2 separate regions of the Mus musculus genome follow, and region 2 is linked to region 1. The links are chromatin loops, found by intact Hi-C in ENCODE. Cell type or tissue: left cerebral cortex. All regions are shown on one strand.

The links. Peaks named below come from ENCODE experiments on the same cell type or tissue, not always from the same donor. Only the 100,000 strongest peaks of a DNase experiment are listed, where the experiment ranks them.
Region 2: it touches region 1 in a loop (6-fold over the local background); 12 of 42 quality-filtered maps call a loop at or near these places.

What each region holds. Positions count from the first base shown.
Region 1 is chr5:122,062,710-122,065,209 of GRCm38, reverse strand. No RefSeq gene overlaps it. Among named protein-coding and RNA genes, the nearest start is that of Gm52786, 8.8 kb to the right of the region's middle. In left cerebral cortex, no CTCF peak of the experiment used is centred here; a DNase peak (open chromatin) is centred at 1,491; H3K27ac peaks cover 789 bases.
Region 2 is chr5:121,892,538-121,895,037 of GRCm38, reverse strand. All of the region lies in intron 5 of Cux2 (cut-like homeobox 2), which reads left to right. It overlaps Gm52785 (a long non-coding RNA gene), which reads right to left. Exons shown (of 3, transcript XR_003955779.1): 2 at 1,724-1,805; 3 at 555-677. Among named protein-coding and RNA genes, the nearest start is that of Gm52785, 26 kb to the right of the region's middle. In left cerebral cortex, a CTCF peak has its summit at 1,253 (motif pointing left); DNase peaks (open chromatin) are centred at 224, 595 and 1,266; H3K27ac peaks cover 1,560 bases.

The DNA of each region.
Region 1 (2,500 bases):
GAGCAGAACAGAACATGAACAACAAAGGGGCTTTGGGTCCTTGCTGACTGATCTGTGTCTCTCAACTATGCTCCACATTACCACGTATGAAGCCTCATGTTAATTCACAGCGAACACCCATCTTTTATGCAGGTGTTAGTAGGCTCTACGGTGACAAGCGAGATGTGATCCTGATAAATGATCACATATAATGTTGCTGCCCTATGCTTGGACTTGAACCCAGGTCCTCTGCGAGAACAGCCAGTGCTCTAACCACTGAGCCATCTCCCCATCCCTTTAACCCTCTTTTTAAAAATAATTAATTAATCAATTTATTTTTGCATTTTCCCTTATGTTGCTCAAGCTCCCAGTGGTCTCTTCTCCAAGCCATTTGCTTTAGGGACAGGAGTAACCACACCACTGAGTCCGACATGGACATGTGACACAGTGCTGACCAATGAGGTTGGAAGAAAAACGTCCTAGACTGGGCTTCTGAGAGAAGTCTGAGTGAGAACAACCCTTGGGACTGATTTTCTGTGTTAGCCATTTTTTTCTGTCACTGTGACAAAATAACCGAGGAAGTCACCTTACAGGAGGAAAGGTTTTTTTTGGCATTGGGAGCCCTGCTTTGTCAGGATCTGAGGTGGGGAAGAGCAGAGCCGCTCACTTCTTAGTTACCGCCCTGTGGAGAGAGCTACTGGGTACTGCAGCCCCTCGCTAAAGCCTGGGAATGCTGCGCGCGCATCGTCAGATCAACCCAGTTCAAGGTTGAAGTTGGAGCCCCCGGGATCTTGTCCTCCTCGGAGGCCTCTGTAATCAGCCTGCTAGGGACCTGGCATCCATCACACGAGCTTATGGGACATCTGAGATTCAGATTGCGTTCATCCTCCCCCGAGACCTACAGGAACGCTTCTGAGAGCGCCGTCCCCAAGGGGCCCTTGTAACCGATGGATGACCTTGCTTTGCCATGAGGACGCCAGGGTCCCTAATGACACAGGCCTGTGATCCCAGCACTCTGGAGGTAGAGGCAGGAAGATCGTCTTCAAGGTCATCCTAGGCTACATAATGAGTTAGGGGCCAGCCTGGGCTACATCAGATCCTATCTAAAAAGAAGAGAGGGCAGGGGAGACAGCTCACTGGATAAAGGTGCTTGCCCTTTGACCAATCTCTGGAGCAAGGATTTGGGGTTATCTAAATGTCAGACCTGAGCAGGGAGGTGTCTATACCATCTCAAGGAGGGAGTTGGGGGTGATGTACCCCAGAGGAAACCTAAGTCATTACCTCAGGCAGCCCCTGAGGCCACAGGTGGGACCTGGCCTGCCCCACGCAGGGCCTGCTGGGCCCGCTCTCCCCAAGAGCCGCCTGTGAGGAGCAACACACCCAGCCTCTCCATCTCGGGTTTGCATAAAAACCCACGTCCATGAAGTAGCAACTGCAATGTTTTGCAGTCACATAGCAAAGATATTTAAAAATATCACCCATATGTGTTTTAAATACAGGCAAATAGCTGGCGCGGCAGCCGGCTTCACACCCGCGTGCCATTCTGAGCTCGTTTCTTCTCGATCCAACTCTCAAAAATCGCACATTGAAGGCCAGACAAGCCCAGAATGTTGCGAGCTATGGCACCAGAATCCCTCCCACCCACAGCCCGCCTTTTCTCGGGAATAGGGGTGGGGGTTGTCAGCTATGACCTGGGGAAAAAAGCAAAATGTCCCGGGCTAAGACCTCCTCTCCAAGCCGAGAGTGGTCAGGCATTGCTATAATCCTAGCGCTCAGGAAGCTGCGGCAGGGAGGTCAGGAGTTCAAGGCCACCTTCAGCTACAAAGTGAACTTGGAACCAGTCTGGGCTACATGAGTCCCTGTCTCGGAAACATTCCAAAGCTTTCAATCCATCCGTCATGAAGTCACACTTGACAGAACATTGTCCCTGACAGCACAGAGTGTGCTGAGCTTAGAGACCCTCTTTGGAACCGGTGAGACGGCTCAGCAGGTGTAGATGCTGCTGCCGAGTCTAACAGCCTGAGTTTGAGCCACATAGTTCAAGGAGAGAACTGACTCCTGGGAGCTGTCCTCAGACTTTCATGCATGAACACACACACGCACTACATAGAATAGAAAACCGTTAAGTCCCACTTGGTGTGCGATTTTATGACACGAGCCTCTCACCGTTTTATTGTTTCCCAAGTTTATACTTTAATATCTAAGGTAATATCCGCCACCAGCAGTGTGTATTACAGCAGGGATAAACGCCACAAAACAATTCTCAGCATCCTCACGCTGACCTCTATGACGTCACAACGTGATACTCCGGACTCTGTCCCGCCCCCCAGTCTATTGTGGATGAGAGTGTGGTTACATCACAGGTGGCTGTGGTCAGTCAGGTTTTGCGGAGATCCATAGCTCTGTTACATTAGCCTGCTCCCCTACTCCTCTGTGGCCCTTCAGGCAGGGCAACACATCTAGATACAGTAAACCTGCTCCTCCCCCCTCCCCTGCCATCCTCCCTCCTCCGCTGTCCGTC
Region 2 (2,500 bases), 170 kb after region 1:
CCTTTGTCCTCAGTGACCTGAGCCCAGAACCTCGCCCTCTCTGCTCTCTGGGTCTTTAGGAAAAGAGAGGGTCGTACACCCTTCTGGTGGACTGGCGTGAGGGTTTGATGCTCTGTGCGTGAGCGTGTTTAGGGAAACATCCCATAGCCTGTGGGCGTCGGAGTCCAAGGGATGCAAGCGTCTATTGTGGATCTCACAGGGTGGTTACCTGTCTAGCACTCAGGGAGCCGGGTGGGTGTTGCTGAGTCTGTGCTGTAAGGAGCTGCCTGGCCAGGTTTCGGGTTTTTTAATGCATCTTCCCAGCCTAAAAGAACAAAAGAAGAAAGATACAAAAGAAGAAAGAAAGTAGCTTTGCTTTACACACCCTCTGCTCAGAGGACAGGAAAGCAGAAAGACAGAGAGCTGCTGTCGGCTGCCTTCTCTTGTCCTGCATTGACTTCTGTGGAGTGGTGTCTGAACACCCACACCCCCACACCCCACTCCCCCCCCCCCCCCCCCCCCCCCCCCCCCGTGTAGCCACACCTTCCCCTTCCCCGGCATGCCTGTGGGTCCTCCCTGTGAGACTCCAGACCCCGCAGCCTCAGTGTGGTTCTTTCTCTTCTGTGGGTGTTCCTGGTGTCCTGAGCTCCTCCCCACACTGCCCATGTGCTGAGGGCTAGTGCTGTGACACAGGGTTCCTTGGATGAGAGAGAAAAATGTGGGAAAGTACATAGAAACCTTGTCTTGATCCCAGACCCTGTGGTCAGAACAAATGAGGTTGTTTCCCCTGGTTGGGCTGCCCAGCTTTTTTTACTCTTTACCCAGTGTGCTGTTTGACCAACTCTTTGCGCAGTTCCTCCATTTATAGCAGGACTTAATTATTATTGATTTGTCCATGCTCTTTGTATATTAGGGACAGGGGCATTGGTACCGGTAGACATGTTTGGCATCTTCTCTGTTAAACGGACTTTTGCTTTTTAACTTTGTTCATAGCCTCTCGTATACATCGTACCTAGTAGACATTCAAGCAATGATTTCTAGAAAGTAGAGAATCTTACCAAATCTTTCTTTCTGTGTCCTATTTTTAAACACATTCTCACCTGAAGTTTAGAATTGGGTTTTTTGTTTTTTTGTTTTTTGTTTTTGTTTTTTTAGTATTCCTGCGATCTTCTTTTAAATTTTTAAATCTAAGCCATGTGAAATGTATTTTTGATGAAAGCAGGAGGTAAAATCACTAGTTTAGAGTTTTGTCCCAAATGACTAATTTTAGCGCCATCTAGTGATCAAGCCACCTTCACCTCCATGGAAAAGACATTTTAGTGTAACTGGGAACAGTGATGGCCCCTACTGCCCCTACTTACATCCCCTCCTCTTCCTCTTCCTCCTCCTCCTTCTCCTCTTCCCCTTCTTCGTCTTCTTCTGCATCTTCCTCTCCTTTTCTCCTTCCTCTTCCTCCCCTCCTCTTTCTCCTCCTTTCCTTCCTTCTTTTCTTCTTCCTCTTCCTCCTCCTCCTCCCTCCTCTCTCCTTCTCTCCTTCCTTCCCTCCCTCGTGTTCCTTAGGTGTCATAAGAACACAGAGAACAACTTCACATGAGCTCAGACGGAAGGCCCAGGTACCATGTTGCCTGGACATTTCTAGGTGTTGTCTGTGTGACAGGCATCATGCTAGCTCCTCACAGGCACAAGCTCACTGACAAAGGCCCCCAACACAAACACACTCACACACACACTCATACATCCGCACCTGTGGTTCTCAGTGTCCAACCTTGCTGTAGAATTCATTTGAAAATACAGGACTTTGGGAAAATGTCCATCAGAGATTTGTGCTGTGGAAAGAGGGGGCACCCAGTAAGCGGAGTGTCACAACCAGCCCTTTAGGAGCGCTGGCCTGGGAGATGGGGAGTGCCAACATATCTCTCCAGGTGTGAACCCCCAGAGCTGAGGGAAGCAAAGAGCTGCAAATGTGTGTGTGTGGGGGGGGGGCAGAGGAAGAAGGGCTCTGGGCACCAGGGATGGGCCAGGCCCCTCTCTGCTGTCTTGTCTTACCGCTTCCTCCATGCCTGCCCTTCCCCAGGCCCGTGGGACACACAGCAGAGAACACCCAGCCTGCCGTCTGGTACACACCTCTCCCCCTGCGCCTCTCATTCGACAAATATTCAGTGCTTGCTGCTGTTTGTTGGCCTCTCTCCTACCACAGGGGCATGGTGCTGAGCAAGACAGACCTTTTCCTTCCACCCCAGGAGGTTCCACGTGCTTCACACACATACACACCACACACACACACAGAGCCGTGTTTGCATTATGACACACATGTTGTGCCCTGGAAACTGACTCTCCCTCTCTGGGCTGCTGTCTCTTCTCCACAGATGAGCTCCTCCCCCTCCCACCTTGAATGAGACAGAGCCTCAAGCGCCTAGTAGCTGCTCAGCTAACAGCGGCTGCCGCTGACCCCATCAGTGCCAGGGAGGGAGACCCTCATGCTAGGCACCTCTGCGGCCTCAGAGCCAGCCAGCACAAGCCG